Linked DNA regions of Homo sapiens: all the other regions are linked to region 1. A link is an interaction called in ENCODE POLR2A ChIA-PET data of the cell type or tissue named here. Cell type or tissue: MCF 10A. All regions are shown on one strand. Links, peaks and the distances in the headings refer to the core of each region. The heading gives the core; the rest is flanking DNA.

Region 1 (8,350 bases), core at 2,279-7,278:
GCTGATAAGCAACTTCAGCAAAGTCTCAGGATACAAAATCAATGTGCAAAAATCACAAGCATTCCTATACACCAATATCAGACAGAGAGCCAAATCATGAGTGAACTCCCATTCACAACTGCTACAAAGAGAATAAAATAGCTAGGAATCCAACTTACAAGAGATGTGAGGGACCTCTTCAAGGAGAACTACAAATCACTGCTCAATGAAATAAAAGAGGACGCAAACAAATGGAAGAACATTCCATGCTCATGGGTAGGAAGAATCAATATTGTGAAAACGGCCATACTGCCCAAGGTAATTTACAGATTCAATGCCATCCCCATCAAGCTACCAATGACTTTCTTCACAGAATTGGAAAAAACTACTTTAAAGTTCATATGGAACCAAAAAAAGGCCCACATTGCCAAGACAATCCTAAGCCAAAAGAACAAAGCTGGAGGCATCACGCTACCTGACTTCAAACTATACTACAAGCCTACAGTAACCAAAACAGCATGGTACTGGTACCAAAACAGAGATATAGACCAATGGAACAGAACAGAGGCCTCAGAAATAACACCACACATCTACAACCAACTGATCTTTGACAAACTTGACAAAAACAAGAAATGGGGAAAGGATTCCTTATTTAATAAATGGTGCTGGGAAAACTGGCTAGCCATATGTAGAAAACTGAAACTGGATCCCTTCCTTACACCTTATACAAAAATTAATTCAAGATGGATTAAAGACTTAAGTTAGACCTAAAACCATAAAATCCCTAGAAGAAAACCTAGGCAATACCATTCAGGACATAGGCATCAGCAAGGACTTCATGTCTAAAACACCAGAAGCAATGGCAACATAAGCCAAAATAGACAAATGGGATCTAATTCAACTAAAGAGCTTCTGCACAGTGAAAGAAACTACCATCAGAGTGAACAGGCAACCTACAGAATGGGAGAAAATTTTTGCAATCTGCCCATCTGACAAAGGGCTACTATCCAGAATCTACAAAGAATTCAAATTTACAAGAAAAAAACAAATGACACCATCAAAAAGTGGGTAAAGGATATGAACAGACACTTCTCAAAAGAAGACATTTATGCAGCCAACAGAAACATGAAAAAATGCTCATCATCCCCCGTCATCAGAGAAATGCAAATAAAAACCACAATGAGATACCAACCCACACCAGTTAGAATGGCGATCATTAAAAAGTCAGGGAACAACAGATGCTGGAGAGGATATGGAGAAATAGGAATACTTTTACACTGTTGGTGGGAGTGAAAATTAGTTCAACCATTGTGGAAGACAGTGTGGCAATTCCTCAAGGATCTAGAACTAGAAATACCATTTGACCCAGCCATCCCATTACTGGGTATATACCCAAAGGATTATAAATCATTCTACTATGAAGACACATGCACACGTATGTTTATTGCAGCACTATTCACAATAGCAAAGACTTGGAACCAACCCAAATGTCCATCAGTGGTAGACTGGATTAAGAAAATGTGGCACATATACACCGTGGAATACTATGCAACCATAAAAAAGGATGAGCTCATGTCCTTTGCAGGGACATGGATGAAGCTGGAAACCATCATTCTCAGCAAACTATCACAAGGACAGAAAACCAAACTCATGTTCTCATTTATAGTTGGGAATTGAACAATGAGAACACTTGGACACAGGGTGGGGAACAGCACACACCAGGGCCTATTAGAAGGTGGGGGGCTGCAGGAGGGATATCATCAGGAGAAATACTTTATGTAAATGATGAGTTGATAGGTGCAGCAAACCAACATGGTACATGTATACCTATGTAACAAACCTAAATGTTGTGCACATGTACCCTAGAACTTAAAAAAATAATAATAATAATTAACAACTGACAGTGGCACATACAGTAGCTCTACCATTAATTTGACAATAAACTCTACAGGTTACCTCTTCACAGAATTTATCACTTTTTGAAAATTAAAATTTGAGCCAGATGTCTTCTAAATTCTGTTATATCACAACAGGATTGGGGCTATTTTGCCTATGCATGCACCTGTAACTAATTTCCTTCTCCTGAGGCAGAGAGGACCCTTCTCCCCTTCATATGTAGCCTCTTTCACTTCCAAGGACAGTCAGCCTGATCCAGCCAGGATCCCGGAAGGGGCACTGGAGGCTGCCTGGAAGAACTTGCCCCAAGGGTGGATTAAATACCTGGGAACACACCCAGCTCACAGCTGGAGGAAGGCCACCTGGGATGAGGCAGTCACCCAGAAATGTAGAGACAGACAGGCATGCTAGTTCAGGAATGCCGTCAGTGTGAGGGAGGGAAGGAAAAAGCCAGGAGTAGTTCTCAACTTTTTGGACTCCTGGTACACTTCCAAATACTGGAATTTTTGACTAGGGGACTTTTCTTGAAGCTGTTTTTGCACAAGACTGAGAAAATATCCATTTTCCATACTGAAGAATGAGGAGAATGCTCAAGAGCCACAGGTGCTGGAGTTAAAAGGCGGCATACCACCAAGCCTCCTTGCTAGTTCTGCTCAGATGTCATGCCACTCAACTAGGTCATTCCTCAGCCCTGAGAAGCTGCTTTTGAATAGAATTGTTTACTGCCAGGCCTGGATTTCTATTATGCCCAGGAGGTGGTTTTCCCACATTGCAGTAAACATTTGATCTTTCTTACGTGCCAAGCTGAAGTTAAGCCTCCCATCTCTTATTGCAGGAAACTGTACCCCACTCTTATTCACAGCCCTACTTAGAACAGACAGCACAATATGACTAAGGAAGACTTGTGAAAATACAACAGTTTCATCACAATTTAGGGCTAAGATTTAAGATACCACCAGTATGACAGCTAAAGAAGGGAACAGAAAAGTACAGCTCCTGTCACTAAATCTGTAGGCACAGACAGGCCACAACCAGAGTCTGCTACAGGAAGGAGGAGAAGTAGCACCACATTGGAGAGGACTTTATTTCCAGGGCAAGAGGGTGATTAGGAAACACTGACAAGAGCAACACAGAATCCAAAGAACTAAAGAGACTGAGGTCCTAGGCATGTTTCTGAGATAGGAGTTTGAACAACTGAGGAGGAAAAGGACAAGCCAAATTATTAGAACTGAAAGGTTACTGCTGGACTGATAGTAAACACTGACAAGAGCAACACAGAATCCAAAGAACTAAAGAGACTGAGGTCCTAGGCATGTTTCTGAGAAAGGAGTCTGAACAACTGAGGAGGAAAAGGACAAGCCAAATTATTAGAACTGAAAGGTTACTGCTGGACTGATAGTAAATGCTGAATTGTCTCATCTTGCCTGCCTGGAGTCAGAATTGGTTCCAGAGACTGGAATGTAGCTGAGCTAGGAAGTGGGAATCAAAAGCCCAGGGGTGGGGGTGGGGGGTTCTGTCAAGGCTGGAATTCAGTGAGAGCCTAAAGCCTGTTTTAACTCAGGCAGGGAAGATGACTAAGAGTGGAAACCAGGCTCGAAAAATCATGAGTCATTCTTAAAAGAAACCAACATCAGTGTCAGTAACTTCCCTGGGAACTTGGAAAAGGGGCCTGAACAAATATTTTGGAATCTAATATCCTGCACCAACACTGAACTGCTCCTTCATTTGGATAGGTCACTCTAACTTTTCCGTTCTCAGAGCTCTTTCAGTTACCAAACGAGACTAACAATATCTGTTTGCAATATTTTTACCAGTAAAAAAAAATCAGTAGGAAAAAAGGTGACCTTCTGGAGAAATAAATTATTACACATGAACTCCTTATACATAGGGAGAGTCTGCAAACAGTTCCCTCCGAACCAGTGTCACACTCATCAGTAAACTCATCAGTGCAATAATCCTCAGAATGAATGTGCAGTTCAGTTTCACAATTACAGCAGGACAATTAAAATCTGAATTTCTGTAAAATGAGATAGGAGTGAATTTTCCTCACACATTCTCTTCCAACTTAAGAACACATTTGCTAATTTCCTATAATTGGCAAGGCATTATGTGAACTGCTTAAAGAGATTACAAAAATAACTAAGACCAAAAGCTACCTGACTTTAAAGTAAAAACAGAATTAGAAGGTTAAGGATTGTTAGTCTGCTACCTATAAGAAACGAATACTTCAAGATTTAATTCAAAATACATTTTCTAGATATTCTTATAGTTCCAATACACTAGATTACTACTGATATCTATAACACAGATGAATCCCCAGAAAGATTGTGCTAAGTGAAGCCAGGCACAAAAAACTACATTTTACATGATTTCTTTAGAACGAAGCTCAAGAATGGGCAAAATCAATTTATGGAGGAAGTCTTTAAGTGCTTGCAGGGACCATGTGGAGGAAGGTTGACATGAAAGGGGTACAAGGGTGCTGGAAATGTCCTCCATCTCTTGTTTTGGGTGGTGGCTATACAACTGTCATAACTTAAACAGTTAACAGTACATTTTACTATATGTAAAATATGCTTTTACAATGTTAACCAAAAATATCACTGGACTAAATAAGCAGTACTAGGAATAGAGGGTTCAGACAAGAGCACAGGCAAAAGATAATGTTAATATTTCTTATACTTGATCTCAATGGCATTTATAAAGACAATATTCCCAATTTGAAAGGAATTAGAGGTATTAGATATAACAATAATACAGATATATTACCTGCTAGTTTCAATCACATATGAAAGATCCCTACACAGAAAAATAAGTCACAGGACTGTTTAACAGCAAGTGATAACAGAATTTGCAACCCTTTATTTTTTGCCCTATGAACTGAAAACAAAGCAAGCTTTAATTTGCATCTTCCATATCACTCTATTACTAGGGTGCTTTGGCTATTCACAGGGGAGGAAATCCCCAGTGTGATTCTCTAATATTAGGATTTTTCATGGGCAACAAATATTGAGAGAAGCATATCAGAGTCATCAGTAGGTATTTTCCACCCTCACAGATTGTGATTCATGCCCTACGTGCTTGGTTGTGACTCCCAGCCGAAGTCAGGTTAAACTCTTCCTCCAGACAGGAATGAGTCACATCCCACAGCCAGTAGAGTAGAAGTCTGGAGAGCCATTTCTGGCTGAGAATCCAGAGGCCCGTTGGCTTCTAGCTCCCTGCCTCTCCCTTCCTCAAGAGGAAAAGATGGAGTGCAGGGAACAGATGTACCTGCTCCCTCTCTTTCTTCCTCCTTTGGAAACTTCCGGAAGCTACACAGAATTGCTGCGGTCCAAGCTCTCCATGGCCTCTCCTTTAGCACAAGAAAGGAAGATAATTATGCTAAACTGAAATGCAAAGAAAGAATGAAGAGAACTGGGGTGACTGACCGAGTTTTGTTGCCTTCCAACCCAGGGCTATTATTTCAGCAAGGAACAAAGGGGCACTGGAACCACTAGCAATAGTACCACTTTGCAAGGTGCATTAACAGCTGTAGAAATCATTATAAACAAAACCTCTGCATGGTGAATTCCCTGAGTACGACTGGACTTGTGAGCCTGAAAGCATTTGTGGTGTTTTACGCAGTAATCTAATGTACATCTTGAGCCTTCTCATAGACCTGTTTTGTAAAGAGTTGATAATCTAAGGCCATGTTATTTTTAGAATTATAAAAATAACAGGTGCACTTGTCAGCCATCTCCCAGTGAGAGCCCATTCCCTTGAACTAGTTTTGGATATGCCCAGGTTCTGTTCTCAGCTATCCTGGTTCAGTCTCTTTTTTCACGATCTTTAAATATAATCTGCTGTTATTCTGTTGGTATGTTTGTCTTCCCTGCTAGGCTGCCTACTTTGAGAACAGGGGCCACTTCAGTCTTCTTTGTTGCTCAATTTCTAGTACCTAACACAACACCTGACATACAGAAGGTGCTGAACAGATATCAGGTAAATGAATGCATTTCTGTGTACATTTTTAGTTTTTATTTTATCACTTATTAGAATATAAGCTCTATTGAAGATGGGATCCTATCTGCTTCCTTATCTCTACACCTTAAATATACCGCACATATTTACTGAATAAAGATTGTGAGGCAAGATAAATCCAGTGCTCTAAGCTAAATGAAATCTCTATGCACATGACTTTTTCAAAAAGTAGTGGGCTTGATTTATGAAGATGACTCATTGCTACCAAATTCCAGTCAGCTTTCAGATGATTTTTTTCTTTGCCAAATAATCTAGTAAAGATGGTGACTGAACTCTTCCAAATAAGTATTTTGAAGTATAAAACAGGCCACTAGCCACAGTAAAGGCAACTGTAACTCTCAGGAAAACCATGATTACCCATGGCTCAAAAGCCTTTTGCTGTGTTTGCTTACCCTTGGAGCAGATAAAAGGCCTGTTTGGAAATGTTCATGTCTCCTCTATGATTTGTAGGCTGTGATATGCCCGTTATAGAAGCATGTACCCAGTGGTCACTAAGTACTATTTAAATTTAAATGGAGGCAGAAAATATGAGATGGTCTGGCAATCTTCCAAATAGAGTACAGCCTGAAATCCAGTGGACAACGAGAACTGCAATTCTAAATGCAGTAAGAGAAAGATGGAATTTTGGCTTTCATAGAAAAAGTAACTCCTATGAAAGGCTTAAATATAAAGTGAATAATCTTAAACTCTACTTCATTTGGGGATAAAAACAGCCTTCTTCCTTTCATTTTGCTCTCACCTACCCAAATGATATGGAATGTCTAAACTTTTCTTAGGTCTGATAATGCTGAAGAGGGCCTGCCAGTGTTTAAGTTCTAACATTTGGTTATAGGTTGAGTCACTCCCAACTTTCAAGCATACAAAATGACAAGCATTAATTCACGTACCTATTTTGCAAATTAGATAGAGAGTATTTCATTTTTTATATCAGTAAATTTGAAATGACTCAAACTACCAGGGTAATAACTTGTGTGTTCATTTTGCCTGGTATTATATTAATCTCTTTTAATAAGTTATATTTGATATCAAACTTTAACAATACTTAAGGAATAAAAATTCTAGTTTTGTAGGAAAATTAAACATTTTAGAATTTTTCCTTCTTTTTTGAGACAGAATCTTGTTTTGTGGCCCAGGCTGGAGCGCAGTGGTGTGATATTGGTTCACTGCAGTCTCCGCCTCCTGGGCTCAAGCAGTCCTCCCACCTCAGCCTCCCGAGTAGCTGGGACTACAGGCATGCACCACCACTCTTGGCTAATTTTTATATTTTTGTAGAGACAAGGTTTCGTCAAGTTGCCCAGGCTGGTCTTGAACTCCTGGGGAACTACAGGTATAAGCTGCTGCACCCAGCCTAAAATTTTTCCTTTAAAAATAACCATTGAAATAAGTAAAAACTACAAATATTCCTTTATTAAAAATTCACATGATCAATATCAAGAACACTACTTTTTAGACCTTAATACAAGACACTTTAAAATCTTAAATTTGCTAAATTAAGAAATGCTCTTATTCCATAGATATTTTCTTTAGTAGAAAGACTATCAAAATGTCATCTGATTCTATTATGAACCTTACCTTTCATACTAAAATTATATATTTAAAGTGATACAATTCTGTTGTGAAATGCATCTACTGGAAAATGCAATTTTATTTAAATGACCTCACTTATATTTCTCCGTTTAGTTGTTTTACAATGACCATGCAAGGAACCATCCCTTGTATATTTTATATATATCAATTATGTATTTTGTATATATAATTTATATTTTATATATGTTAAATATTTTATACATATTAATATTATAATAGTCCAAGTAGAGTATCATTACCCCTTCTGTATTATCCCTACATTTTTCTGATATGGAAACCAAGGCCCCAAAGTTATAAGAAGCTGCTCAAGACCAGGTCCTTTTCAGTCATATCACATAGCTCTTCAATAATCATTATCTTTTATTCATTTACCCATAGATTTAACAAAAACTTACTGATTGCCTACTACGCATCAGGCACTATGCTGCTCACTGAAGTGAAAGTTTTCCTCAAGATACTCCCAGTTTAATGGAAAAGACAAAAAGTGACAATGAGCTGTATAAGTGGAAGGAACAGCCTTGGGGGAAAGGCGAAATCTCTAATAAAAAACAAAAGAGGTAAGACTGGGTTAAGACTTAGGTAAAAGCAACTACCCACAATATTAATAATGTTACCTTATAATTATTGGAAGGCTTTCACTGTATCAGGCACCATCATCCTGCAAAGTGAGATTTTTAAATGGCATTCTTCATTTGATACAACCGTTTCGTATGAAGTAGGTTCTAACATTCGTTCCATCTTACGGGTGGGGGGTGGGCGGGAAGTTGTGTTAATCATTCAGGGTCACATGGCTGATGAATGTCTAGGCCAGAATTTGAACTCAAATCTGTCTAAAACCAAAGCTTAAGTAGTGGCAGGTCTCCATCTCTGT
Region 2 (8,350 bases), core at 2,195-7,194, 56 kb before region 1:
GAGCTTTCCCTCCCTCCCTGCACCTGGCCCCCTTCTCAACAAAGATATTTCTACAATTATTACCACTTCAGCCACTGCTTCTAAAACAAAGAAGGAAAAAGAAAGTTATTCATGAAGATGTAAACTTTGTCAGGGTAAGAACATTTTTTACTCATGGCCAGGGTCCAGTACTATACATTTGGCAATTTAGAAAATTAATAAATATTCTCTCCGCATTCTGGTAAAAAATGCTTTTCCTCAAAAGGTTCCCCTTTGCTGTGCTACCCTTCTTGAATAATGTATTATCATCAGTTCAATTCCCCAATCCAAAAGCGGGAGCCATTCTTGACCTTTCTCTTTCCTTCACTATCAATATTTTGGTAAGTCACTAAATTATATCCTTCTTATTTTCAACCTCATCTTAAGTGTTTTCTACCTACCTGGAATGCACATTCCCATATCCCCTGTGTTACTCTTTCTTCAAATTTTTCTTTCAATGTCACTGCTTATGTGCCAGGTTAAGTTACTTGCCTCCACTTCATGCTCCTATAGCACTAATTTGGATGTCTAGTAAAACCTGCCACATTATTATAGGTGGAGCCAAAAAATCATTGCATTATTGGCTATTAAAATACAGTATTTTGGCCGGGCGCAGTGGCTCACGCTTGTAATCCCAGCACTTTGGGAGGCCGAGATGGGTGGATCATGAGGTCAGGAGATCGAGACCATCCTGGCTAACACGGTGAAACCCTGTCTCTACTAAAAATACAAAAAAAAAAAAAAAAAAAAAAAAAAACATTAGCCAGGCATGGTGGCAGGCACCTGTAGTCCCAGCTACTCAGGAGGCTGATGCAGGAGAATGGTGTGAACCTGGGAGGCGGAGCTTGCAGTGAGCTGAGATCATGCCACTGCACTCCAGCCTGGCAACAGAGCGAGACTGTCTCAAAAAAATAAAATATAATATAATACAGTATTTTTTTCAGTTGGACATCCAGTTATAGGAAAAAGGTTTTTTTTTTTAAAGAGTGATTTTTATAAGCAAAATTTGCAGCTCACATTGAACAGAATTCAAAATTATCACATGGTTACTTTTTGACAACTACCCACCACTATAGAAGATAAAATCTGGGGAAAAGATAGGTGTTGATCCTTCTTATCACAAGAAAACTGTGTGGTCATTGTTTTTCTTCTCCACTAGTCCATGAGCTCCTAGAGGGCAAGCCATTGTCTTATTCAACTCTATATTCCAAGAACCTGAAACAATACCTTGCATATTATAGATGCTCAATAAATGAGAAAATAAACAAATGATGAAATTAATTATAAATTTGTCACTCCAGTACAGTTACTAGTGCTCTTCAATTCCTCAAAATGTAATTGCTTAGATAATAAGAGAGTGCTTCTATTTCCAGAACCATATTGCACTGCACCATACTGTGACACACACACAAAGCAGACTAATAATACAGTGTCCCTTCAAGACCAAATACTCATCAAATATTTGGACAATATTTATAAAAAAGGAGCCTCCCCGGCACTCTGCCCACTGCTCACTGTTCCAGCAACTCACCAAATAGGAACATGTTCTTACCAGCAGCACAAAACATTCCACAGCAGAACAAAAGGGGGAATGGACAATTCGGTGAGTCCTTGACGCTTCTTACCCTCCTACCTCTACCTTAAGTGACAACTCTGAAGATTTCTATCATCCACAAACAGCAATATTTCTGAGAAGAGTTTCAGTAAGCACAATTTCTCCACCTTGTAACATTTCCATGTTTGGTGTTGTTTCAGCTCTGCTTATGAACTCTTCCCCTATTCCTACAAGCCTCCTCTGCCCCAACAGTTCAGCTCTAAAAATACATCTAGAAGTTAAACATGCGTCCTTTGGAAGAGCTGGAAACAACTATCACATTACTGATTCTCACACACAACTGGATTACCTAATGCTTTTATAGAAAAACTCAATGTACACTGCAAACCTATCAGATTCACTGTGAATTCATTAGTTCTCTTACCATCTTAAAAAAATTTATTGCAGTAACGTAATATATAAGCATAAAGTTTGCCACTTTAGCCATTTAAAATATATAATTCAGTGGCAATAATTACATTCACAATGTTGCACAGCCATCACCACTATTTCCAAAATGTTTCTGATCACCCCAGAAACTCTAACCATTAAGCACGAATTCCCCATTTCCCCTTCCCCTTTTCCCCAGTCCCTAGTTATCTCTAATCTTTTTTCTATCTCTATGAATTTGCCTATTTAATATATTTCATATAAATAGAGTTATACAATATTTGTCCTTTTGTTTCTGGCTTATTTCACTTAGTATAATGTTTTCAAGTTATATCCAAGTTGTAGCATATATCAGAACTTTGTTCCTTTCTATGACAGAATAATACTTCGTTGTACAGATATACTACGCTGTATTTACCCCATTCATCTGTGGATGGACACGGGTGTTGTTTCCACCTTTTGGCTATTGTGAATAATGCTGCAACGAGCACTGTTATACAAGTATCTGAGTCCCTGTTTTCAATTCTTTTGGGTGTATATCTAGGATTTGGAACTGTGGATCGTACGATAATTATGTTTGCTTTTTAAGGAATTGCCAAATTGTTTTCACAATGCCTGCACCATTTTACAGTCCCATCAGCAATGTATGAGGGTTCTAATTTCTCTACATACTCACCAACACTTACTATTTTGTGTGCTCTTATTTGATTAAAAAAAAAAATAGTAGCCATCCCGGTAGGTGTAAAGTGGTATTGTGGTTTTGATTTTCACTTCCCTAATGGTGAATGATGTTGAGCATTCCCTCCTGTGCTATTAGATATCTGTACATATTCTTTTGGAAAAACATCAAAAATGCTCAAGTCCTTTGCCTATTTTCCAACTGAGTCTGTCTTTTTGCTGTGTTCAGGAGTTATTTATATATTCTGGATATTAAAGACTTATCAGATACATGATTTCCAAATATTTCTCCCATTCTGTAAGCTGCCTTCACTTTTTTAATATCCCTTGATGCACAAAAATTTTTAATTTTCTCAAGTCCCGTTATCTATTTTTAATTTTTTTTTTGTTCATGTTTTTGATGTTATATCTAAGAATCTACTGCCAAATCCAGGTCATAAAGATTTTCCTTTGTGTTTTTTTTTTTTTTTTTTTTTTTGAGACGGAGTTTCACTCTTGTTGCCCAGGCTGGAGTGCAATGGCGCGATCTTGGCTCACCGCAACCTCCGCCTCCTGGATTCAAGCGATTTTCCTGCCTCAACCTCCTGAGTAGCTGGGATTACAGGCATGCACCACCATGCCCAACAGTTATTCCCTTATGTTTTCTTCATGAATTTAGCTCTTGCACGTGGGTTAATCCATTTTGAGTTAATTTTTGTCTGTGATGTGAGGTGGGATTGAACGTTGCTCTTTTCGCATGTGGAAATCCAGTTGCTGCAGCACCATTTGTTGAAGAGACTCTTCTTTCCTCATTGAGTGTATCTGGCACGCTTTTCAAAAACCAGTTGGGCCATTGACATGTGGGTTTATTTCTGGACTCTTGATTCTATTCCATTAGTCTATATATCTATCTGTACCCAAGACCACACTATTTTGATCACTGTAGCTTTGTCATTAAGTTTTGAAATCAGAACCCATGAATCCTCTGACTTTATTCTTTTTCAGAATTGTTTTGGTATTTGGACAACTTGCCATCTCATATGAAATTGTGGATCTGCTTTTTCATTTCTGCAACTTTTAGCATTTAATAAACAGACTTTTAAAAACTTAGATTTACCATTAAAAATAGATAGCTGAAGAGTAATATTATTTAATTTTGCCAATTTGGTATTTTAAAAGCCTGGTTTAGACAGCTGATATTCTATAAATGGCAAACAGTATTAATTGTAGAAATATGTTCCAATAACATCTTGGAACACTACTACTATTGCTTCACAGTCTAACTGGTTCAGGTCTCCTAAGACCCTCAGGCTCTCAGTTCAACATTATCCTGGGTTTGCAACTGGTTGTGGCTTAGCTGAAACTTGGTTCTAGTCGCTGACCTGTCAGTTCCCAGATTATAGTGATTGCACATGGCCTGGGGATGAAAGAAGACACCACTTTTAAATTCCTATTGTCTTTCAGCTCCAAGTACATTTGAGTCATAACTTCATGCTTAACCTATCAGAGTAGGCCTGATTTCAAAACCAGTTTTTGCTGCCTAGAAGGAATGAGAACATAAAAATGAAAGGAAAAAAAAAGCCGCTATAGGTTCACATGACCTTATCCAAAACCTGTGATGCCAAAACCTAGTGTTTCAGAATTCAGAATTTTTCAGAATTAAAAAAAAAAAAATTTTACATGTATATATTGTCTCTATTACTAATGCACCCCCAGTGAAGTCTGGAACAGCATGCCTTACCCAAACACATTCATATTTTGCAGCCAGATAATATAAATATTCATTTGAGGGGGAGGATAATGAAAAATGTAAATGGTCTTGTGTTGGTTGAGGTCAGATATCTACATCAAATGAGTTCAGCTCTGTCAGGTTTTATAACCAAAGGAATTACCAAAAAAATTTTTTTCAGCACTTTATGGATGTTTGAATTCTAAGGAATTGTGAGCCTGTAATAACTACGAATATATTCAGCACCCAATAACAGATTACACAAAACCTCAGTACAGCTGCTTGTCATATACACACAGAGCAAAAGGTTGGCCAATTACCTTCAAATGAAAAACTAATTGACTGGAAAAGGGAAAGACCCCATAGGGTCTCATTTCCTCTAATCATCTCACAAATTGAGTATTTACCAAATTAGTATTTCCCCCAGTAATCAGCTACAAATAAACTCTAACTCAGAAAGTAAATCCTAAATTTGGATAAAAGGAAAATCAGAATTGATATACTACTTTTAATTATCCAAATGAACAGAAAATAGTCATTAATATCTAATATTAGCAAAGATGCTGGGAATAAACACACTGGCAGTGTGGGGTGGTATAAGCTTTTTGGGTAGCAATTTGGTGAGTATAGCAAAAGCTTTAAAATTATTCACACCCGGCTGGGCACAGTGGCTCACACCTGTAATCCCAGTACTTTGGGAGGCCAAGGCGGGTGGATCACCTGAGGTCAAGATCAGCCTGACCAAAATGGTGAAACCCCATCTCTACTGAAAAAATACAAAAATTAGCCAGGTGTGGTGGCAGGCACCTGTAATCCGAGCTACTCAGGAAGGTGAGGCAGGAGAATAGCTTGAATCTGGGAGGTGGAGGTTGCAGTGAGCTGAGATTGCACCCCTGCACTTGAGCCTGGGAAACAGAGTCAGACCATGTCCAAAAAAAAAAAAAAAGTAATAATAATAATAAAATAAAAATAATTCATACCCTTTGATCTTATAATTCTACTAGGAAATACTTGATTGCTTAAATCAATTAGGGTACAGCTATATGACTGTATATAATGCAATTATTTAAAATAATTTATAGAATATTCATGACAGAAAATTTCAGCAATATATCTCTATGTGAAAAAGTAGATTATAAAATGTTATATATTACTGGCTAACACGGTGAAACCCTGTCTCTACTAAAAAAAAAATACAAAAATTAGCCGGGCGTGGTGGCAGGCGCCTGTAGTCCCAGCTACTCGGGAGGCTGAGGCAGGAGGATGGCTTGAACCCAGGAGGTGGAGCTTGCAGTGAGCTGCGATAGTGCCACTGCACTCCAGCCTGGGCGACAGAGTGAGACTCCGTCAAACAAAACAAAACAAACAAACAAAAAAGTTATGTATTATAATATATACCCAAAAGAATTAGAAGTAGGAGCTCTAACAAATATTTGGACATCCATGTTCATAGCAACATTTACAATAGCAATTCAAGTGTCCACTGACTGATGAAATGGGTAATAAAACATAATGGAGTATTATTCAGCTTTAAAAAGGAAGAAAATTCAAACATATACTACAACATAGATTAATCTTGAGGACATCAGGCTAAGCAACATAAACCAGTCACAAAAGGACAAAGAATGTAGGATTCCACATATATGAAGTACTTAGAATAGTCATATTCACAGAGACAGAAAGTAGAATGGAGGTTGCCAGGAGAAGGGGGAATGGGGAGTTATTGTTTAATTGGTAGTTTCAGTAACAACCTTTTTCAAGATGAAAATGATTCTGGAGATGGATGGTGGTGATGGTTGCACAACAATGTGAATGTACTTAATGCTTTTAAGTGCTGAACTATACACTTAATGGTTAAAATGGTAAGTTTTAGATTATGTGTATTGCACCACCACACACAAAAAAGTGTAGCTTTAAAAAAATAATCCTTTAGCTGTTGTAGGCTAGGCTGTACCAGGCAGTAGGTGCTTTCTAACACCTAGATGGGTGAGCAGGAATGAGACCTACTACATGCTCTGCTGTCCTTTAGGGAGAGCTCTTCTGAGGCTTCAGTCCATAACGACCATCTGACGGGTGGAGGGGACTCTCGTGGTGCTGGGGCTTTTATCATCTTACCTCTACTTTAACTCTCCCCCTTGCCATAAGCCATTTTCCAATAAACTAAAGGGTATATAATTTTAAAAATTGTTATGTTTTATATGATCTAAGACTTATATGGGGTTAAAAAAATGTAAGCAAAAGGATAAGGAGTAGTGGGATGTCAGGTGATCTTTAATATTTTAATACTTGACGTTTTCCAAATTTTCCACAATGAACAGAAGACCAACACATCAAGAAGCATCCCAGTTTTAGCATATCTACCCTCCACTGTGTCTTCCCTTCAAAAGAGGTTTGCTATACCTTGCCTTTCCCACTTCAGTAAATGCCCCAAAATTCACCAAATTAACCAGACCAAAATTACTGACGTCATCCCTGACTCCTTTTCCTTATTCTCCTACATCCAATTTCTCAGTAAATCCTGTCCGCCAAATTTTCAAAACCTACCCAGGAGCCAGCTACTTTTCACCATTCCCACAGGGCTTCTATGGATAATACAGCTCACACTTAAGAGCGTGCAATAGATTCCAGTGCCTATTCTATAGCTAAGTCCTTTTCATATATGAACGCATTACATTCTCACAGCAGTTCTGCAAGGTAAGAAAAGTACAACAGTTACCTTCATATCACTGATGAAGAGGCATGGAGAAGTTAGGTATTTTGCATAAGATCACACAGCTAGTGAGCAGTGGAATCAAAATGTGAACCCCGGAGCTCACAGGTTATGCTTTTAACCACTATATTACACTGCGCACTCGGCCTTAGGTAGCATTCTCTCTCACATTATTCAGCTCTCTGTTCAATATCCCTGTCTCAGAGAGGTTGTCCCTGAAATTCTAATTTAAGCAGCCCTAGAGAAGAGCCATCATTCTGTTAGCTTGCCCTGCTGTACTTTCCTTTAGCACTTAATTAGTAATTACGCATAAAGTATGTAAGTTCCATAAGAGTAGAGATCTCACCTTGTTCATGGCTGAATCCCAACCACCTAGGATAGTTCCTGGGCCATGTTAGGCGATCCATCATTAATCTCTTGAATGACTGACCAAATGAATGCATAACTAATATAAGACTGGCTGCTGGAGTAAGACAGACCTGAATGCAAATCCCAGACCTACCACTTCCTAACCACGGGAGCTTAGATCATTCAACCTTCCTATCCCCCTCAGTGTCTGCACCTGGAAAATGGGACTAGTATTTACCCCTCAGGGTTGTCTTGAGGATAAAATGAGTTGTGGCATGTGAAGTGTTTAGCCTGGTTACTTACACATAGTAAACACTTGACAAACATTAGCTACTTGTATTGCAAATGAGAGGGGAAAAAATGTTATGCTTAATCCTGCCTGAAGTTCTTTTCATTTTTAAAAGAGGGGTATACAGCTTTAGGAAGATAGCTGTTGAGAAATAAAGTTGCTGATGATAGTTTATTAAATGTTAGGTCACACTGAAGATAAGGAAAACCATATGTAAATTTGGTCTAATACTGAAAGTGGGGAGAACTCAAAACACATTAGCTCTATCTAAATTCCATTTTTTGCATTCTCTGTTGTATTTCTAAATCATACCCCCTACTTAAATCTTGAATGTATGGATATTTTTTAAGTCATCGGTTAAATAATGGACTGAAACAATAAAAATTCCTTCTGGATGGATGTTTTATTAGTTCAGGGTATTATTTTAGGCCAAATATAACTGAATGCCTTTACGGTTAAGATTATTTAAATTCATATTCAAGTCCCAGTCACCTATAGTCTCAGCTACTCAGGAGGCTGAGACAGGAGGATTGCTTGAGCCCAGGAGTGCAAGTCCAGCCTAGGCAACACGAGGAGATCTCTCTTTAAAAAATTATAAATTCATATCCAGCCACT
Region 3 (8,350 bases), core at 2,186-7,185, 100 kb before region 1:
TCTGATGGATATCTATCTTTTCCTTCTCTGAAGGATGTGAACATATCTTTTTGTCTCTTCTCTTTTGCCTCATGTCTATTATAAGGTAGGTCACTGATGAGAATGTATAGCACATATGAATATCATAGACGCAGAAAACACTAGAAATACTTCCCTTCAATCTCATTTTAAGAGCTTGATAATATTCTCTCAGAGAGATGTACCATTATTTATTTAACCAATTTCAAATGGCTGGATATTTAGGTGGTTTCTACCTTTTTGCTATTATGAAAAATCTTGTGCATCCATTATTGTTTCCTCAGGATAAGGTCCTAAAAGTAAAATTGTTAAAGAGTGTATTCAATTTTAAGTTCTTTAATATGTATTGCTGTACTGCCCTCCAGAAAGGTTGTACTAATTTATTCTATTTTAGTTCTTTACAAAGAACTCCTGAGATATTTACCTGATTTCTCTCAGGATAATTGGTAGACCTTGGAGTTGGTTTATAATGCCCTCCATTTTACCACCAACTATAAATACTTAAAACAGTTGTATCAAGGATAGGACATTTTTATTTGCTTAAACACATTAATATATCACCTTGGTGTTACTTTAATAAGACAGTTCTTGTTATTTTCTTTTGGCATGGCAATTCACAAATAACTAGTGGAATACTTAAAAAATTGATCAAACCAGTTTTCTTGGTTTGTCAGGTAGCTAAAGTAAATTAGCATATGTGCTATATTTGTCAAATAGGCACATATCAGGAAAGGACTGCTTACTTAAGAAAAGATTGCTTAAGTCTCTTTAACATGAAATCATCTTTACTTCACTGTAGAATTTACACTTGGATAAGTAACAGTGTTCTTGACATTTAAAAAATTAGGGTAGAGCTGTCTTCCATGTTAAAAATGAAAGATAATTAATATTGCATATTGGCTGACATAGCCATTGCTCAATAAATATTTGCTGAATAAATGAATACCTGAGGCCACACAATTTTAAAGTAAAAATTATCTATGTGCCTTACTGGAAACCTTATACATAAGAACCTAAACTGATAGTCTATGATCTTTATTTGGCAGCATAAAATGTTTAAACGAGGCTCACTGACTAAAAAAACAAAAAAGGCTAGTCATAAATTAACCTGTGTTGTAAATGTGTACATCTCTATGGGAGCAAATTCATTTGCAGTGCAACCACATTTTATTTTTTAACCTACTAGAATTCTAGTAAAGCCAAAGTGACTGTAATCACTGAGGACCTAGGTACATCACAAAATGATGCATGTGATTCTATTACTGATGGTGGAGAATGGTACTGGAGGTTCAAGGTGAAAAAGGACAAAAGCACCTGCCACACTCCAGAAACCAGTATCTTATTCATACCTCTTTTGAGAGGTTAATAAAGCTGTCAGGGAAATAAAGAATAAAGCAATCAAAATCACAAAGGACAGACTGGCATAATTAAGGAAGCTTTCTATCCCTACGCACCCTAGATTACACATTACACATTACACATCTCATTTGGCTTAGTAAAGTCATTGTTGTGAAGGACTTACTTGCGAATTACACAGTAATAGTACTGATTGTAAACACAAATATCTACCATTTTCTTTCTATTACCCACCTTTTTCAGTGTAAAAAGCAGGGACTGCAATGTCTAAGTAGTAAAATTAATGAATATACTATGATGATAAAGTAGAAACCAGTTGGGATTAATGAAATATATGAATAGATTGATTTCAAATATTCTTATAGCTTTGTTAGGCAAAGTATTGATGGTGCTGTCATTGTATTTTCAACTTGCCAATCTTTTTTTAACCTACAAAAACGCAAGAGAAATACATCATAGGTACTTAATTTGTGGAAAAAAAATTAGTCTAATTACTGTGCTATTTATTAGTTCTCCCGAAGGTTTGGTAAGCAGAATACATTATTTAATCAGAACTTAATTTAAATTCACGTGTTGGTGATAAAAACATTTAATGTTAGTGGACTGATCTGATGAGGAATTTACTCAACTGAGTAATGTATGTTCACTAGGGGACAAAAAACAGACGAGCATTTTAAATGATAAACATAGGATGGAGTGAATATTTAGCTGAAGTTCACTTCCAAATACGACTTTTAAATCAAATCACAAAAGAAATAAATGCTCATTCTGAGTAACACAGAAAACAAATTTTCAAAGAAGAAAAAATAAACACCCATAATTCACTGCCAAGATAACTATTCTATTAATTAAGTGTACAATAAAGTTTTTCAGTAAAGTGTTTTCCAAACTTATCTGCTTAAAGGAACAACTTTGGAGAGCTTATTTAAAATGTAGATTCTTGAACCTCTCCCCTGGAAGTACTGACTCAGCATGTATGGGATGGGGCCTGGACAATCTATTTTTAACAAGCAACCCAGGTGACTTCTCATAGGACAAGTTTAGTAAATCCTATTTTCTAGGACACACCTTTTTCTGTGCATATATGCATGTACAAGTGCACACAAGCAGCTATTCTTTTGTGATGATTTATCCCTGTCAAGCCTGTTTTATGAGAGAATTTGGTATAGCTGATTTTTGCCAATCCTGCTGTACCCCTTTACAGATGATCTTTTAAAAAGGTGACACATTTGCCCTGCTGGTACCAGGTAAATGACAGCCTCTTCATTCAACCTACAGCCAGACCTCAGGAGGAGCAATCAGAAAAAGGGTTTTCTCTTCTCCATGTCTTTGTGAACTCGTTGTTAATTCCCCCAGTAGGATAAAATAGAATAATCAGGTCTTGCTTTTCAGAATTTCATTGTCCTCTCTGTTTTTAAGGCTTCAGCCCAGAGATACTTCCCATTTTGGAAATAAGAAGCAAGAATTGGATTCATTGCTCTTGGTGGTAATACTCAAAAATAAAACCAAATGTGCTTATACCAGCAACGCATTTCATAGCTGTAATTTGAAACTGCTGATTCTAATTTAATTTATTCCTTTTTACCTACAATCTTAGCATAAACAAGTAGACTGTAAAGCAAGGGAAAAGATAAAAATATAAAGACCTCCCTGCTTTAGTCTAAAATATTTAGGAGCTAAAGATAGATCTGACTTCACTCCCTAAAACAAAAGACAGAACACCTGCCAAAAGTTAGCTGGGAAGTAAAACCACCCAACACTGGCTGCCATATCTCTTACTGAGCCTATCTTAACATGAGGCTCAAGTTTCCAATTCATGAACTACCTGTTGCAAATGTCATTCCCAGGCAAACTTTCCACGCTGTTCTGATTCCTCATAGTGCCCCTCACCTTCTGCTGTCCCTTTATTTCTTCAATTTGAAGAAGGTAAGCCAATTTTTAGTCTATGCAATCATGCCTTCCTCTTTATGAGGATTCATGAGACAAATTTTTCTCAGGAGGATCTTTCCTACCAGAACACTGTGTTGCTTTGGAACAACCAGTTTTGTTTTTATTGTGATGAAACTTTAAATTATGTTATTAATAAAATCCTCTTATATTCTTTGGCAACTAAGAAGTTGAGAGGCAAATTTGCAGCTGATCTCTAACTTCTGAACAAGAACTTATGGTTGATAATAAATCATTTTATTACTCTGACACATGGCTTCATTTTATTTTTCTGGCTTTTATATTTCTTTTACCCTGATTTAGTCTTTAATTACTTTCATTCTTGATATATTTCCATAGGTGACCTTAAATACTTTTTTTCCACTTCCCTCCTAACATTTATATTTATTTTAATTGATAAATAAAAATGTTATGTATAACATGTTTTAAAATATGCATATATAATGGAAGCCAAAATCAAGCTGATTAACATATGCATTTACACGTCACAAACTTTTGTGGTAAAAACACTTAAAATCTACTCCTTAGCAGTTTTCAAGAATATATTATCAAATAGAGTCAGCTGTACAATAGTTCTCCTAATCTTATCCCTCTTATCTAACTAAAATTTTGTATCCTTTGACCAACATCTCCCCAACATCCTCTCACCTCCAGCCCCTGCTAATCACTATTCTATTATCTACTTCTATGAATTCAACTTTTTTTACACTCAATATGTAAGCATCGAATACTATTTAATAAATTATAAATTCATTCATGCATTGCTTAACAACAGGGATACGTTCTGAGAATGTGATTTCATCTTTGTGTGAACACCATAGAGTGTACATATGAACATACACAAACCTAGAAGGTGTAGCCTACCATACACCTAGGGTATATGGAATGGCCTGCCGCTCTCAGGCTACAATCCTGCACTGCATGAGACTGAGCTGAACACCACAGGCAGCTGTAACACCATGGTAAGTATTTGTGTATCTTAATATAGAAAAGCTACAGTAAAAATACTGTATAAACATTTTACAGATGGTATACCAGTTTAGGGCAGTTATCATGAATGGAGCTTGCAGGCATGGAAGTTGCTGTGGGTGAGTCAGCAAGTGAGTGGTGACTGAACCTGAAGGCTTAAGACATTATGTGCACTACTGCAGACTTTATAACACTGCTCACTTAGCTTAAAACACAAACACACTCTACAGCTGTACAAAACTTCTTTCTTTATATCCTTATTCTATTGCAAATATTTTTCTATCTTTAATTTTTAACTTTTTAAACTTTTTTGTTGAAAACTAAGACACAAATACACACATTAGCTAGGCCTACACAGGGTCAGGATCATCAGTATCACTGTCTTCCACCTCCACATCTTGTCTCACTGGAAGGTCTTCAGGGGCAGGAACAGAAATAGAGCTGTCATCTCCTGTGATAACAGTGCCTTCTTTTGGAATACCTCCTGAAGTACCTGCCTGAGGCTGTTTTACAGTTAACTTCCTTTTTTTATTTATTTTTTATAAGTAGGAATATACTCTAAAATAATGATAAAAAGTATACTTTTAAAATATATTATAGTATAGTAAACACATAAACCAGTAACATAGTCATTTATTACCATTAACAAGCGTTCGGTACTATACATGATTGTATGTGCTATATTTTTATATGACTAGCAGCCCAGCCTAATAGGTTTGTTTATACCAGCATGACCACAGACATGTGAGTAATGCATTGCACTACCATGTTAAGACAGCTATGATGTCACTAGGCAACAGGAATTTTTCAGCTGTGTTACAATCTTAAGAGGCATCATGGTATATGTGGTACATTGTTGACTGAAACATCATTAAGCAACTTATGACCATACATAAATAATTTAATGTAGTATTAACATAAATAAGTAGGGTGCTAATAACTATAAAAAGTACACATTGTATATTAAAGCTAATAAATGAATGCTTTGAGTTATACTATACTATCAGTTATAATACTATCTTATTAGGCAAAAATAACCAAATACTTAATATGCATAAGACTTAATGAGGAACCAAGCCATATGATCACCTCAATAGATATAAGAAAAAGCATTTGATAAGCTTTAAAACCCAGTTATTATAAAAATGCTTAGCAATCTAGGACTAAAAGGGAACTCCTTTAACTTTTTAAAAGAAATCTATCAAAAATGTATGGCAAGTGTAATATTTAATAGTGAAATTTTAGAAACATTCCCATTAAAATCAGGAACAATACAATAGTGACTACTATGTGTATTGGTTTTGTTCAAGAGGTCATAGCCATTGCACTCAGACAAGAAAAAGAAAGTATAAATATGGCAAAGAAAGAACAAAATTGTCATCATTTGTAGACAATATGGTCTTCATTTGGGAAAATTAATAGTATTAGAAACTACTAAAACTAAAAAGAGCTTATCAAGGTTCTTAGCACTCACAGAAATCAATAGACTTCTTTTACACACAGTAAATCATAACTGCATTTAAAATGCCTCTGACAATAGCAACAAAAATTTTCAGTAATTGGAAAAAGTTAATAAAAATGTACAAGATCTGCATGGACACTACAGGTTGAATATCTCTTATCCAAAATGCTTGGAACTAGAAGTATTTCTAATTTTGGACTTTTTAAGAAATTGGAATATTTACATTATACTTACCAGCTGAGCATCCCACATCTGAAAATCCAAAATGATCCACTAAGCATTTCTTTTGAACGTCAAGTCAGCACTCAAAAAATTTTGCGTTTTGGTGCATTTTGGATTTGGGATGCTTAACCTGTATTATAAAGCTTTACTTAAAGGATAGTAGATCTCAATAAAAGGAGTGATATATCATGTTCATCATAGTAAAACTTTTTGGTAAGTTTTTAAACATTTCCCAAGAGATCTCATCCAGACTCTAGGAAAACTGTTCTGGTCTCATGATGATTAATCCAAAACAATGGATAACAGTTTTTAGAAGCTCACAGGCTCTATAACCAGTTAGTTGTCTCACGGTATTTGAAAGTTTGAATTAAATTATAATTAGATAAATTTAACTTTGATCACTAATTTTAAAAAAATTCTCTATCCTACAGTCTCCACTGGCCAGATCCTTTTGCCATACACTAAAGAATTCTTAAGGTCAGATATGAAATACAAATATATACTTCCATATATAAACTTTTCAACTTCAAGGACATAAATTTTCCATTAACTTTTAGGAATGGATAATTTTTTTAAAGTAAATAAATAAATCATATTCAGGGTTGTTCCCACTGTTTTTGTACTACCTAGACCTCTTCCCCATCTTCACCCTCATCTGAATTGTACCATTACTTGGTCACTAACACATCGGTTTGAAGGCAAGCATCAGACAAAACAAAATTCAAAAGATCAGTTCTGCCGATTGTTAGCAGTTCTGGAAGAAAGCAGCAATTACTAACAAAACTGAGCAAGAGGAGTTGGAGAAATATATGGGAATTTGTTTTATGTAAAACATCTTTGCTCTTTACAATATGGATCAAACATATTTAGATATATTTAATCATCTACTGTGCCAGATACTGCTGGCTGCCTACGGAACAGCCATTCTCCCCTCTTTATTACTAAGAAAAGCCTGCTTGTTCTTTAGGTATTCTGTGATCAGGTGACTCAAGAGATGAAAGACCAATCCTATGCAATAATTCCATTCATATTTCCAGTAGTTGATTTAGGAAGAGACTTGTAACAGACAATGAATTGTGAAAGGAAATCTGCAAAGGGCCCTTCCAGAGGAGCTTTCTTCCCTCTTAAAAAACAGCCCTGAGAAGGGGCATTCCTTCTCTCTGCCTCTGGCTACCTGGAGTTGCAGCAGCCATCTTAAAATCAAGGGAAGACAATTTAAGAGCCAAAATATTGAGGATGGCAGAGCAGGAGGATGGAATGACTTCATTGAGCCAATAAACTAATCCAGAAATGGCTGTATCTCTAGACTACTTAAATGAGAAAATAATTATTTCCTTTTAGCATTTAAGCCATTTTGAGTTTGGTTTTCCTGTTATTTGTGATTTAAAACATTCAAACATTCTGTGCCAAGCCCAGTACAGACTAAACGAGCGTTTGTTGCTGAAGCAACTTACAATCATCCTCATGTAAAATCTAAATGTAAATGGTTTATGCTTTTTAAAGGAAGGTATGTTTCTTAAGTGTTTTTGGTCATATGAGTGGCCCAAGTTACATGATATTTGGAGGTTTGGCTAGAAAATTATTTTCTTTTTGCTCAAAGGATGATACATCCTTTTAAATACTCTATGTTTTTGGTGTTTGTAGCCCTGTCACTTCTATCTTTCTCCAGCCCTATAAAGTGTTTAACAATATCCTTTAGATAAACTCTGGTGAAGTCAAGCTTGGGGTTGCTTTAGGAAATCAATATGGTTTACACATAAGTTTTTTTTCTTTCAAAGAAAACAGGATTTTGAATTGCCTTTCCTTGGTATTGTCCTAAATCCTCAATAAGGCCTGACAAGGAGTACAATGGAACTCACAAATGTTTTTCCAATGAAGAAAAACATGATTCCAAAGTTAAGCTTTGAATTTCGGTGAAGTATATATAAATTAAGTAATATGTGCAAATACAGTCTGAAAACACTTCAAAGCACAGCTTATAAAAATGAACATCAAGGTATATCAATCCATGAGTTCAAGGATTGCCAAAATTAATGATGATTTTTTTCCTCCTTATTTATGAGAGTTACCTTGGGACCTATGTTTCTGTCTGAAGCAAATGCAGAACTGATTAATGTAAGCAGCTCTAGGGCCCTTCATCATGGCAGTAAAGCTCTTGTTTAAAACCAGAACTGTTTCTTTTATACTTTAATGTATTAGATCTGTTTAACTTACTTTATATATTGCTCAATCCAGATCCATTGGCATATGGATACTTAATGAATATTTGATGATGGTGACTATGACTGCATAAAATATCTTAGTGTCCACAGGAAAATTAAAGTACCCTAAGCTGTTTTACTTTAGTGATAAAATTGTATAATAACAGGAAAGTCA

Evidence for each region. ChIA-PET counts read pairs that join two places held together with the same protein. Peaks named below come from ENCODE experiments on the same cell type or tissue, not always from the same donor. Only the 100,000 strongest peaks of a DNase experiment are listed, where the experiment ranks them.
Region 2: POLR2A ChIA-PET joins it to region 1 with 13 read pairs; 4 of 35 experiments call an interaction of 5 or more read pairs at or near these places.
Region 3: POLR2A ChIA-PET joins it to region 1 with 13 read pairs; 7 of 35 experiments call an interaction of 5 or more read pairs at or near these places.

What each region holds. Positions count from the first base shown.
Region 1 is chr12:45,229,755-45,238,104 of GRCh38, reverse strand. All of the region lies in intron 1 of ANO6 (anoctamin 6), which reads right to left. Among named protein-coding and RNA genes, the nearest start is that of ANO6, 18 kb to the right of the region's middle. In MCF 10A, for the core only: no CTCF peak of the experiment used is centred there; DNase peaks (open chromatin) are centred at 2,664, 3,494 and 5,004.
Region 2 is chr12:45,286,155-45,294,504 of GRCh38, reverse strand. All of the region lies in intron 1 of ANO6 (anoctamin 6), which reads right to left. Among named protein-coding and RNA genes, the nearest start is that of ANO6, 74 kb to the right of the region's middle. In MCF 10A, for the core only: no CTCF peak of the experiment used is centred there; a DNase peak (open chromatin) is centred at 4,114.
Region 3 is chr12:45,333,265-45,341,614 of GRCh38, reverse strand. All of the region lies in intron 3 of ANO6 (anoctamin 6), which reads right to left. Among named protein-coding and RNA genes, the nearest start is that of ANO6, 120 kb to the right of the region's middle. In MCF 10A, for the core only: no CTCF peak of the experiment used is centred there; DNase peaks (open chromatin) are centred at 4,404 and 5,054.